Regions from separate parts of the Homo sapiens genome. Here region 2 is linked to region 1. A link is a contact called in ENCODE Hi-C data. All regions are on one chromosome and are shown on one strand. Each heading gives the region's core, a stretch centred on a gene start or an enhancer-like site at or near the end of the contact. The rest is flanking DNA. Distances are from core to core; before and after follow the strand shown.

Region 1 (6,816 bases), core at 39-2,538:
ATTCAAGATTTGAGGGGCAGGAACAAGGTGGTTGGAGCTTGAGCTTCAGGGTAGTAAGTTGCTTACTTTAGGCCAAAAATTAGCTAGGTTTGAAGAAATTAAGGAGGTGTAAAGAGACAGAGTATGGGAAAACACATTCTGTGGAGTCAGGCTGGCTGCCTTTGCATCTTGGGTGGTCACTTAACCTCTTTAAACCCTGGTTTCCTCAACTATACTTTACAAACCTAATTCCCATACTGCAGTATTATTTAAGGATTAGAAAGTGTGTAACCTACACATAGTAGACATGCAATATATGGCAGTTGAAAAAATTGACATATAACAGGAATCTCTAAAGATTCTCTGGAAGTAGCCAAAGAGTATGGTTGTCTTTGCAATGCATTCACGTAAAGGCACACAGAGCAGAGTCTGTGTCCAATCCGTCACATGGTGTCAGGTGCAAACCAGTATGATGACAGCCGGGCTCTACACACTTTAAGTTTTAATTTGTATAGATATATGATAGTTTTATATGCATATGGGGTAACTACATGCTTATTAATCCAAAGGCTCGCTCTGTCTTTTGCTGAGAGCAAATCAGTCACCGCCCTGGTATAGGGGCATGGTCTTCATCCAGTAGGCTCCAAGGGCCCATCCTGAATCTGCTGATCTACTTGAGGCTGTAGGGACAAGTAGTAAACCTAGTTCCAAAATTCTTATGTGTAGCAGGAGGTGGGGTACAGGCATTTTTGTCTCTTCTCAAGCCATGTAGTCAGACACTAGAACCATTCAGGGAACAGAGAGGCTAGGTTAGTTTTATGGCAACAAAGGGCTGTTTGTTAAAGGACTGATTTCCTTGCTTGTTTTACTAGATGCCAACACAACAGTTCTCTGTATTTTTCTTGGAATAAACTGGCTTTTGTAACAGACACAAGGAAATGCACCCTCGAACAACTGAGGCTTTCTAAATATTAGTGACTTTAACTTGATTAAGTATTTCCATTTCCTATTCCTATGACTTTGTGAGGCTCATGTTCCCAGAAAGCCTTTTTTTTTTTTTTTGTATCGTGACTCTTTAGGTTGGTTATGTTTTAGGTCATTCTGTTCTTATGATCTGAGTAAGTGCTAAAAGCCTTTAAGATACTTTTAAAGAATCTTTAAATAGAAATGTTTTCAGATTTCCAGCACAACAAATGAGTCTTAAAGTAACTGCAGATTCAGATATCCTCACAGATTCTTAGCATAAGGTTTTGTCAGCATTTCCTTCCTCAAGTCCTGTGTCAACTCGCTGACCTCTTGCCTTCTTGGGTTACTGCCATCTTTTTGTATAAAAATATGCTAGCCCTTGCAACATTTTCCTCCTAAGAAGAATGAAAATTAACCACGTGGGATTCCCCTCTCTATGACTACTCTGAATGAGGCCAGCGAGTCACTTTTACCTCAAAGTCCTCAGACACCAAATCAGAGGGATGGTGTACCCTGACCTCCCTTGAGGTTCTAGCACAAGTGTGTAATTAACCTTAGAGCTTTAATGTTCTTCGTTACATCTCATTTTTACATCAGTCATTTTCGCCTAGCCACTTAAAAAGTGTCTTTTTTTACTTTTATGCTATTTATATGGAAATGTCAACGTGAGATATAGCTGGACCTAAAATCTGGTGAGAATGTACATATTTTCAACATGTCTTGTAACATTTACTCAGCACTAGCAGCTTGGATCTGCTTAGTTTTCATTTTTTTAAGCTTTTGATGTTTTTTGTATTTGTTTTCATTGACACATTTCAATTCTAAAACATTATTTTAAAAGATTTCTCAGATCTCAACTTGCAGTATGTGTCATGGGTTTTGAAGTCACAGATCAGAAAAAGCTTCATGAAATTAATTCTTCTAATAAAAATTGTAGGACTGTGGCACTGGTTGCTATTTTGTCTTTAAATATATTCTCCCTATTAGCAATAGTACAAAATATAAGTGAAAAAAATAAACTACTCTCCCCCTTCTTCTATAATCATCTATTTAGCTGTTTTAGTTGGTACACGGTCACTCAAATTAAATACATTTTTTTAGTCTTTAGGCTTTTTTTTAAATAGCCATATGACAAAGTTCTGGCCAATGGAATGTGAACAGAAGTGCAAGAAGTGTGCACAATTTCTGGGTCATCTCTTCTCCTGTCCCCACCCACCTGAATCCTGCTGCTTGGAATGTGGTTATGCTGCTTAGCCGTATTGGATTGTGCACCTGAGAGTAATACCTTAAGGACTGTGCGACACCAAGACACCTAGACCTAAAAGTGGACACTTAACAATCTTGTGGGGCAGAGTAGGCACACATACCAAGTCACACTTCCATGTGTGAGGGAAAAGAAACTATCTTGTTTGAATCATTGTTAGTTTAAGTTTACTGTTATACACAACCAAAACCAATCCTCATACAGAGACTGAATATTTCCCTTATGAGAAGTCAATGGTTTCAATAGTAAAATATTGTCTCTGCCAGGTGTGGTGGCTCATGCCTGTAATCCTAGCACTTTGGGAGGCCATGGTGGGAAGATTGCTTGAGCTCAGGAGTTCGAGACCAGCCTGGGCGATATAGTGAGACCTCCCCTCTACAAAAAGTTAAAAAATTAGCTGGGTGTGGTGGCATACACCTGTAGTCCCAGCTACTTGGGGGCTGAGGTGGGAGAATTGCTTCAGCCTAGAAGTTCAAGGCTGCAGTGAGCCATGATCTTGCCACTGCACTCTGGTCTGGGTGACAGAGCCAGACCTTGTCTCAAAAAAAAAAAAAAAAGAAAAAGAAAAAGAAAAGAAAAGTAGTCTCTAGTCTCTAGGACATTAAATAGGGCTGGGTAAGCAATTTATTCTGTTAAATTTTTTTTTTACAAATTGACATTTTGGGCTGGATGATACGAAGAAAAAATGTTTTAAAAAGGGCTCAAAGTACATTAGAAAGTATTCTACTTAGAAAATATCTATGGGCATCTAAACTGTTGCCCTAAGTATACTTATGTGTGGGGTTGGCTGTTTTCAAAAATGTGTTCTGTCACACCAAACTATAATATTACTGAAGTTGCCCCAGGACCAAGAACTCCTGCTTGTCGTGAGGACATGTGGAGTCAGGGGTTCAAAGTTCTGCTTTGAAAACCACTCATGGGATCTCCACAGGCATTGGGCTTTGGTCAGCTATGTAAAAAGGCAGAATTGGCAATGTCAACAATTTAGTAATACAAACAATAGCAAACACTTAAATGTGCTTATTATATGCACTTTACACATACTGATCCTATCTATTATAACCCTATGAGGTAGGGTCTATAATTACACCCATTTTACAGATGAAAAAACAGGCAGAGGGAAATTCAGTAACTTTTTAAAGTTCTCCAGGTAGTAAAGGAGCAGAGCCAGGATTTGAACACAGGTAATTTGGATCCAGAATCTAGGCTCTTGACTACAAGCTGTTCTGCATCCCAGTGAGAATAACAGTAATTACATATCACATCTTTATCATGTTCTGAGTGTATCTTTTAAATTCATTAAATACAAGTCAGGCATGGTGGCACAGGCCTGTAATCCCAGCACTTTGGGAGGTTGAGGTGGGCGGATCACTTGAGGTCAGGAGTTCACGACCAGGCTGGCCAACATGGCGAAACCTCATCTCTACTAAATACAAAAATTAGCCAGATGTGGTGGCTCACACCTGTAATCCCAGCTACTCGGGAGGCTGAGGCACAAGAATCTCTTTAACCTGGGAGGCAGAGGTTGCAGTGAGCGGAGATGGCGCTACTGCACTCCAGCCTGGGCAACAGAGTGAGACCCTGTCTCAAAAAAAATAAATAAAAATTTAAAAAATTCATTATATACAACAGTCTTATGAGGTAGGCACTATTATGATAATTTTACAGATGAAGAAACTGAGACAAAGGGAGAGTATGTAACTTGCTCAAACTGGGGTTTAAACACACAGCATGGCAGAGTTTACACCATTACTGCTATGCTGTACTCTCTCATCAAGCAGTAGTTGCTTCCCTCAGTGATGGTGATACTCTCCAAGGAAGGGATTTCTGCAAATGGTCCTCTGCGTATTTCCATATTCCAGGCTCTTCATCTGCCTTTCTTCCATCTCCTACCCCATAACATTTCCAGTCCTAACCACTCAGCATTTCCCTTTCTCCCGCTGATTTTGCAACCTATCTGATTGTCTCTCACCTAGCTATCTCCTCTAGCTCACTACAGCTTTCAGGGGCTAAGTTTTGCTCATGTTGGAAGACTGTTATAATAGTCTCCCTATAGTTCCTTCATAATACAGCAGCCAGAGCGAGCCTTTTAGCAACAAAAGTTTTTAAAGAATCCTCTGGTCAACATTTTCGGTGGCTTCCCCACTGAGAAAGAAATCCAAGCCTCAGCATGGCCTAGCCTAGGCCCACTGCCACCCCTGACCTCAGCTCCAACCTGCTCGCTTTGTTCAAACCTTGCTGGCGACAGTGCTGTTTCTGACTAGGGAAACAGGGCCTTTGTTCTGCCCTCTGCCCCCATATGTGGGGAGGAGAGCCACTCTCCAAATCTTACCATCCTGCTTCCTTACTTAGTATCTCTGTTCAAAGATGACTTCAAGGTCTTCCTTGACCCTATCCCAAACAGCACCACACTCTGCTCACATCACTCTCTCTACTATTTTTTTCTCACAACACTCATCATCATTTGTCATAAAATATTTGCTAATTGCCTACTCTCACAAGAAAATAAGCTCAATGAAAGAAGAATCTATGTTTTGTTTATTGATTCTTGCACCTAGAACTACTGGCACATTGAAGGCACTCAGTGTATTGAATGGATGAACGAAGAACTCAATCTGCTTTCTAAAAATCTTCCTTGGTCAGTCTTTTGCTTAGTATCTCTTTTAGTTCATAGCTTTTTGATATCTCTGCATTTTCTCAATGCCATGTGATCTGCCTTCTGTCCCTGACAATTCCCAGGTATATCTAGGGGTAAGGTTCAAGTTCCTAATTGCTAGAACCAATGGGCAGGTTTTGGTCTTTATTTTACTTGTGTTGGCCATTCCCTACTTCTTCAGTTATATCCTTGACATAATTATCTTTCCTGGTTCTCCGCCTCCAGCTTTGATTGTTCTTTCCTGGCCTTCACCCCTTAATAAGGGTGTGTTCCCTGGGACTCATCCTTGGCCCTTACTCTGGCACACAGTGGTTCCTTTGGTAATCTCAACCGCTGTCATAGGTACTTTTTTTTTCTTTATTTTATTATTATTATACTTGAAGTTTTAGGGTACATGTGCACAATGTGCAGGTTTGTTACATATGTATACATGTGCCATGTTGGTGTGCTGCACCCATTAACTCGTCATTTAGCATTAGGTAGATCTCCTAATGCTATCCCTCCCCGCTCCCCCCACCTCATGACAGTCCCCAGAGTGTGATGTTCCCCTTCCTGTGTCCATGTGCTCTCATTGTTCAATTCCCACCTATGAGTGAGAACATGTGGTGTTTGTTTTTTTGTCCTTGCGATAGTTTGCTGAGAATGATGGTTTCCAGTTTCATCCACGTCCCTACAAAGGACATGAACTCTTCATTTTTTATGGCTGCATAGTATTCCATGGTGTATTACGTGCCACATTTTCTTAATCCAGTCTATTGTTGTTGGGCATTTGGGTTGGTTCCAAGTCTTTGCTATTGTGAATATTGCCGCAATAAACATACGTGTGCATGTGTCTTTATAGCAGCATGATTTATAATCCTTTGGGTATATACCCAGTAATGGGATGGCTGGGTCAAATGGTATTTCTAGTTCTAGATCCCTGAGGAATCGCCACACTGACTTCCACAATGGTTGAATTAGTTTACGGTCCCACCAACAGTGTAAAAGTGTTCCTATTTCTCCACATCCTCTCCAGCACCTGTTGTTTCCTGACTTTTTAATGATAGCCATTCTAACTGGTGTGAGATGGTATCTCATTGTGGTTTTGATTTGCATTTCTCTGATGGCCAGTGATGATGAGCATTTTTTCATGTGTTTTTTGGCTGCATAAATGTCTTCTTTTGAGAAGTGTCTGTTCATATCCTTCGCCCACTTTTTGATGGGGTTGTTTTTTTCTTGTAAATTTGTTTGAGTTCATTGTAGATTCTGGATATTAGCCCTTTGTCAGATGAGTAGGTTGCGAAAATTTTCTCCCATTTTGTAGGTTGCCTGTTCACTCTCATGGTAATTTCTTTTGCTGTGCAGAAGCTCTTTAGTTTAATTAGATCCCATTTGTCAATTTTGGCTTTTGTTGCCATTTCTTTTGGTGTTTTAGATATGAAGTCCTTGCCCATGCCCATGTCCTGAATGGTATTGCCTAGGTTTTCTTCTAGGGTTTTTATGGTTTTAGGTCTAACATGTAAGTCTTTAATCCATCTTGAATTAATTTTTGTATAAGGTGTAAGGAAGGGATCCAGTTTCAGCTCTTTTAATACTTCTGGACTTCTTTAAATGTCTAGAAGTGGAATTACTGAGCAAAGGAGACAAACATTTTTATGACTTTCTGGAAGGGCTGGCCAATTTACAGTGCTCCTAAAAATGATCAGAGTTGCTCACTTTCCATCCCAATAATTACAGACTTTGAACAGGCAAATAGGTAAAAACAAAGGCACAGAGAATTCCAGAGTTTCAATTAAGAGGCAGGGAAGAGACAGTTAGCCTGAGCAGAAGCTTCAAGAGTGGAGGTATGAGAAAGGCTGCAATGGTTGTAGGCCTTGAATATTTGATAAGCAGTGAGCCACCCAAACACACTGAAGGATTCCAGCTGTTAAAGCACAGGATTCAAGGGAAGGGGCTGGAGCCAACCAGAAAC
Region 2 (7,007 bases), core at 4,228-6,727, 510 kb after region 1:
GAATCCAGGGAATCAAGCTCTAGGGCCTGTGTGCTTAAGCACTAACCTATGTTCCATTGAGTTGGCTGGAAGGAAGAGAACATTAAATAGTATACATTTATCACACACATAGAATCCAGAAGGAACTTACAAAATACTAATGGTTGCAGGGTGGGAGTATGAGTGAATTTTCTATATTCTCTGTTTCTAGTTTTCCAGGTGGCTTATTTTTAGCTAGCTCTAGGGTGGGCCTTCTCCTAGATTTATACTTGGCTCAGTGGCTGAGATAGGGGGTACAGCAAACAGTTGGTGGCCAATAAGTGCACATTCATCATTGTGGACATCAGAAGGCGGGACTCTATGCAGGATCATACTTCTCAGAAGATGGGGTGCAGGCACCCCTGTCTTCACACAGCTGTGGCCTAGAGGGAGTGCTGAACTGTTGGCAGTGTCACAGAGACAGGGCTAAGGATACTGGGACTTCCTAACATCCTTCCCATGGTCTGCAAAGTACACAGTGTGCACCCTCTGAGGGCCTACAAAGTGACAGGCACCATGCTAGGCACTGTCGAAGACAGATGAATCAAACATGATCCCTGCCATCAGAGAACTCCCAGTTTACTAAAACTTGGGCACAAAACAGTAGAACACAGTGGGTAGTCAGAGATCACTGGAAATTGTTACATTCATTTATTTTTTGAGCATCAATTATGAACCAGGCTCAGGTACTGAGGATACCATGGTAACAAAATAGACCAAGCTCATTTCTGTTTGTAAGGAAAGAAATTACTAAATGATTACAAGTGTGATGGCTTTTATAAAACAGTTGTTCATGACATACTTTTTGTTAGTTTATGTACAGAAAAGTATGTTATCAGTATCAACCTACCTCTGCAGTGCCTCCCCGTGTACTCCATGTACCAGTAGCTTTATTCATTGTTCCCTACACATATCATGCATGTTTATACTTAGGTACATTTCCCCTGCTATTCTACCTATCTAGAAGACCATTTTGCAGTTCATTATTCCTTAAGACTGCCCAAATGATCAGCAAGACATTCCTTGCTACCCCAGGCATCCTTAACCATGCCTCCTTTTCCCATATCTACTTTTTTATCTAACCTGAATGAAGCTGGACTATATCATGGTCAGGCTCAGCACTGTACTGCATTCAAAAGAAACACCAAGCTGACATCCAAGGAAGTATCAACAAGCAGTTTAAATAAGTATTTAAATCACTTAAAGAAAGGGCGAGGAGAATTGCATTGTATGACCCTCTTCTGAAATCCCCAAATCCCCTTTGTCCTTAATTTTCTCCAAAGTCCACTTATTATGTGGCACTCCCTATTTTCTCTGCCTCCCTCCAAGTAACTCCATACTTCTTACTCTCCGCCCATAAAACTCTCTTTCATTTCAGTTCTACGGAGTCAGAATTTGTATTTAAAAAGATCTCCAGATGATTTGTATGCCATTCCAGTTTGAGATGCACTGAACTAGATGGCCTCTCTAGGTGAGGTACTAGTTTCCTGCCATTGGCTAGCGGGAGTTTTCTGCTCATCGGAGTCTGTTTCAGGACAGCCTTTTGCCTCCCTGAAAGGAGGGGTTGCGCAAAGCATTTGCCACCAGATGGCGCCAAAGGTATTCCATCAGAGATGATCCCGCAGACACTACACTCTGGATGGGTCTTTTTCTTTTTGGGTGTCAACCGTCTTCTGGGGTTATTTGCAGGTTGAATAACTGGGCTTCCTCACAGAAATTCGGTGCTGGATGGGGATTGGAGATCATGGCATTTAACAGTTGTACAGATGAGGAAATTGACAGAGAAAGGTGGCTTGGCCCTGTCAGTCACCCAAAGCAAGGAAACCTGGGGGTTTCCTTCCCAGGTTTGCTTCCATCCCTTCATGATCTCTGCTGCTCAGACAGCCCTTCCTGACTATAGTTGAAGGCAGCAGGAGAGGTGTTATGGGGTTTCTCTGGGGAAGGACGGAGCAGGGTGGTAGCAGAGGCAGAGGGAAGTGAACTTAGGCAGTAGATGTCAACATTCAGCTGTACCTCTGGAAGGGGAGGGGAGCTCAGAACAATGGGAAATCTGATGGGAAAGAGTCACACATTACAATAAAAGGATGCAAGGTCAGCTGCCATTTATTGATCACTCTTACTGTGGCCTTGGCTCTGTGCTGTGTGCTTACCAGCACAGGATTTGCTCAATTAATCTTCCCAACAACTCCATGAAGTAGGGACTACTGTGCTCCTATTTTTTGCCCTTAAAAGTGGAGAGTGACGCTCAAGGGAAATGGAACTAATCAGGACAGAACTTCTGAATCCTTTCACCACCAAGTCTTCAGACCCTCTGCCTCCAATGTCCAAGTACTTGCTTTTCCCCCTGTTACCATCGATGCCTCCCTGCTTCTAGCTAAAGCACCACTTGTCTAATGGATCCCATCATTTTTGCCTACTTGTCCCATTATTCCCACTCCTATTTCCTGCATATTCAATTTTGCCCTCTCTACTGGATCATTCTCATCAGCATACAAATACACTGTAAAACTTCCATCTTTAAAAGGCCCTCCCTTGGTCCTATATGTCCCACCCTATTTCTTACTCTCCTTTATAGGCAAACTCTTCTAGAGAGCTGAATATATTAACTGCATCTAGTTCCTTCCTCCTTGGTCCCCATGAAACCCAGTCCAATCAAATGACTGACCCACCTCTTGTCAGGGTCCCCAAGTACCTCCAGGTGGCCAAATTCAGTAATCAGTTCTCAGCCTTCTTCTTTCTTGACCTCTCAGCAGCATTTGGTACTGTTGCCCATTTTTTTCCTTTGGGAAGCTATTTCTGCACTTGGTACAGGCCAGAACTCAAGAGGAAAAACAGTGGTTCTTAAGCTCCAAATTACAAAATTTGGCAAATAAAGTTATCTCCATCATTAACCTGCATTTTTGGGGTGCTCTTGGGCTATGCACTAGGGGTTTAAAACTGGAAAGGAAGCTACTTAGCTGTTTCGAGGTAACCACTCTGAGAAGCCCATGGGTCCAGGGATGTGCTGGAACATGACTTGTGCCCATAAATGCCATGGGCAGCTGAAAGTGTGGCAGGTTGTTCCTATTCATGGTAAAAGAAAAAGAAGTTTTTTTTTCCAGAGGGAGATTTCCATAATTACATTTCCTGCAAACTGAGTACTTGAGGTTGTAGCTTCAGGAAATAGCACAAAAGGACATGCTGAAAATGTAGTTTCTGCTTTTAATAGTCAGATTTGACAAAGTTAAAGGAGTTGCCATGCTGAACAATAGATTATTGGAGGAAAGAATTTACTGCTTTATCAGGTAAGGGAAAACTTCTGACCCAGGCAGCAAGAAGGACAGAAAGAGTTAGGCTCTGTCAGGGTCTGGCCACGGTGGCTTTGGAGGCCTGGATCCCTATTGGGACAGAACAACCTCTGCTATGAGGCCACACCTGCTTCCACGATCCATAAGAATTACCTTTCTACAGTAGATACTGCCATTCATTTATTCATTAGTATGTGCTGAGTGTTTGTTCTGGGCCTTCTCTGGGCTAGGCCTTGAATAAATAAAGACAAATAAAAGTCTTGTTCTCAAATAAAACTCTCAAGGAGTTGCTAGCATAAGTGTTCCAAAAATTCAGATTCCCCTTTATTGGACACCAAGCAAAGGCTTTCTACATTACTTCAGTGCAATTTTGTGTCATAAGGGAATTTTCTGGAGCTCCTGGACTCTCTAGAGGGCACTTCTCTGGCCAATGGAGAAGATAGGGTTAGGCCTGTTTTGCCACAATTTGGAAAGAACCAGAAGGAATGATGATCATCTTCTTGGCTTCTCTGGAGGTTCGGCTGTTGCAACAGCTAAAAGGGGAGATCTCGGAGGAGCCAGATACATGAGATCCACATGAACTTCAGGACTAGGAACAGCCCTGGAAGTGAAGAACAGCCTCAGAATACAGGACTTAGTGAAAAGGAAGGCTTTGGGAACAGAGGAGAGAAAAGGTTAAAGAGACCAGGGGAAGTTTCATGGCAGGGGGAGAGATCAAGGAAAGGCCTAGAACTGCTACTCAGTGTGTGTAGTGGTGGTGGTGGGTGAGAGAGAGGGCAGTTGACCCCCGACAGCTGGAAATAATCCCTGGCATCTTGTAAACAAGACAAACGAGCTGCACGGTCTTCAGAGATGAGCCAGCCATTCCTGCCTGTCTGCCTCTTCCCTATTGTGGCATCTGAAGCCTGTGCAAAGTCCCCCACACCTTCCCTCTCCAACAAGGTCATTATCTTCCAGGGATGTATTTTGCATTTCTTGGCTGAGAACCCTACCCCTGGCTCACTTTGAAGCCTTCTGTAAAGTGGGTGACCACCGTCCAGTGTCACTCCCAGATCCTGGGGAAGAGTGGGATCATTTAGAGTCTGTGGCTTGGCCCTGGATGCATTATCCTGGGGGAAGTGAAATGAGCCTTTATGGACAAACAGAAAGTAGTGAAGAACAGGAAGAGAATTCTAGGCAGAGGGACCAGCACATTCAAAATCATGGAGTTGGCAGAAAACTCACAGAAGAGTGACTAATACAATGGGCTGGAATAATAGGGAATATGTGGGAAAGGGGAGAAAAGTGAGATGGGGCCCTGCTTCTCTTCTCCCCAGAGTTCCCCAGTCCTGTGCTCACATGTGGCCCTCTCCTCACCTCCATCAAAATCTCTGCCTTAAGTCTCCTCTTTCCTTCTTCCCTCCCGTATCTGTGTGTCACGAGCCTATTAGGCATCAGAGATTATAGTAATAGGTACCATGAACTGAGTACTGCTACATGCCTGTCCCTACCTATACATCACTTCAATCCTTACAACAATTCAGTGCCATAAACGGGTGTTGGAAATACTTAGCAAGGAATTGGCATAGGCTGCAACCAACCATAACAGATGCTGGCCTTATAAAAAAACCCTGACCATTCTGGTGGTACTAGCTGATGAGCAGTTGTGGCTGTTAAAACTGTTAAGTCCATTTTACAGATAAGGAAAGGAAGGTACCGAGAATTTCAGCCACTTGTCCAAAGCCACAAAGCAGGAAAATGGGGATTCAGACCTAGGCTTGTCTTGGTGAAATGTCTGATTGTTAAGCATTGGACTCACAGGGGGTGCTAATAGCCTGACATAACACACAGGAGCCTTTATGGGCGTCTGGCCTGGAGATTTAGCAGGATTGGTGGACAATGCAGGTCCAGGGAAGGCTGGCCAGGTGGAGGAAGCTGCAGAGCTGATGAGCCAGTGGGGCTTTCCTGGCTCCAGCCATGCTGTGTGGTCAGCTTGCAGGTGGAGGCCAGGGACCCACGGAAACTGGGTCAGCAGCACCCTGGACCTGGCCCCTTGTGTGGCTCTCCTTCCTTCCCCTGTCCCCAGTGTGACCATTCCCACTGCCTTTCCCCTTCTAGGCCTTTCTTTCCTCCCTAAGAGCAGAGATGCTTCTCTGGTCCCAGCTGAAACAACAAAAGTCACCTGAGCCTCTGCCTTTTCCAAAATTCCTGAGAGGCTGCCAGCAATGAGTCAGTGCATTGGCAGCTCTGATCACCAAGGACCAGCCTGGGCCTGGGCCAAGGCTTTATGTGGGTCTGAGCTGGGGTGGGAGGCAGAGATGATGAGAAGCCCTGGGGAGCTCTCTTCCCTTCAAGTGCTCGGGCTTCAGAGGCCCAGCCCCTTGGGGTCAGTGATTCTGAGCACATGGTACAGTGGGACTGGTTGGGAGACAGTCAAATAATGTGCCCTAGGCTCCTGCTCTGCACCAGGCATGGCCCTGCCCTCTGGGAGATCAGTAGAGTGGGGCTCCCGAGGATTGAATTCTATCTATCCACTGAGGATGTGAGGCTAGGCTGGTGTTCAGAGTAGGTAGCATGACCCTAGTCTCATTTTCATGTGGGTTGCTCGATTCCAGCCCCCTCCATGTGTGGTTCCCAAGAAGATTCTGAGAATCTGTCTCCAGCTCCCACGTGTGGTGTGATTTGGTTTCTGTTTACAACTATGATTCTGCATCGCTTCCTCCTCCTTCCCACACTCCCTCTCACCCCTTCACTCCCAACCCTCTGTGGTTCTGTGCATGGAGATGCTCCTCTCCCATTATGAGCATGGCTTGTAGTCTTAAGTGGCATTGCTCCTTACTTTGTATTTGGAGATAAAGGGGGACCATTGCAGCATGGGCTGTATCTGCCATGTTGGCTCATTAGTCCTGGAATTCCTTACCAGTCTTCTCATTGTCTGCTTAACAATGAGAACACACATCACAGGCTTCTGGCCTGGACCCATCCCTAACCAGCTTGTGACTGTGGGCCTCATCTTCAGGTCTGCATTCTGTAGGAGTTAGAGGAAGGAATGGGAACGATGGGGAGGGCAGGATGACAGCAGCAGGATGCCAGGGAGCAGTGACACCCACACTGTTTCAGCAGGGTCTGGAATTTCATCCTTAACGAGAAGATACCCTCCACCACTTCACACGTGCAGGAGCAACAGGCAGCCTGATGCCATGGAGAGAGTGGAGAATTCCAAATCAGACATAATGGGGTTCCAGTTCCAGCTTTGTGTCTTTTGTCTGGCTGTGTGGCCGTGAGCAAGCTTTAACCCCCTGGGCTTCAGTTTCCTCATTAGTGACGTGGGACAGCTGTGTTTGTCCCCCAGTGAGGGAGGGGGGGATGTTGCCAGGCACTTGTAAGATAGTGAGGATGAAAAGCACTTTCAACCTTAAGTTCTGTGTGCATGCAAAATGTTATTTGGTACAGTTTGGGTCCCCTGGAAGAAGATTCTGAGTTATATTGGAGTGTTCAGGATGTTTTTAGGAAGTGCCCTTGTGGGAAGGAAGGGAAGGAAGCAGAATGAGTTGAGAGGGAAGTTGAGCTGTGATGCAGGCCCCAAAGCCTCAGCCAGCTCCATGGGGAGCTTGAGTTGTCCTGCACTGGGCTAAAATAGTTAAGCCTTCATATTCCCTCATCACTGGGTGAGGCCAGGCCCTGGTGGGATGGCGAGGTGGCTCTCTCTCTCTGAGGCTCTGC

What was found. Hi-C counts contacts between places; a loop is a spot of excess contacts on that map. Pooled maps may share reads with other maps.
Region 2: a loop to region 1 is called in a map of naive thymus-derived CD4-positive, alpha-beta T cell, with 2.4 times the contacts of the local background. The contact joins two enhancer-like sites. A Hi-C loop is called at or near these places in 2 of 168 maps with a recorded cell type or tissue (MCF 10A and naive thymus-derived CD4-positive, alpha-beta T cell), 11 of 37 single-sample maps with no recorded cell type and 15 of 50 pooled maps.

Annotation. Positions count from the first base shown.
Region 1 is chr11:85,946,788-85,953,603 of GRCh38, forward strand. No RefSeq gene overlaps it. Among named protein-coding and RNA genes, the nearest start is that of CCDC83, 95 kb to the left of the region's middle. RefSeq lists an enhancer at 1,259-1,308. Within about 2 kb of position 1,289, at least 6 of the 41 ENCODE cell types and tissues checked have a DNase peak (open chromatin) inside an H3K27ac peak, as active enhancers do.
Region 2 is chr11:86,454,679-86,461,685 of GRCh38, forward strand. All of the region lies in intron 8 of ME3 (malic enzyme 3), which reads right to left. Among named protein-coding and RNA genes, the nearest start is that of CCDC81, 83 kb to the left of the region's middle. RefSeq lists an enhancer at 5,295-5,823. Within about 2 kb of position 5,478, at least 18 of the 41 ENCODE cell types and tissues checked have a DNase peak (open chromatin) inside an H3K27ac peak, as active enhancers do.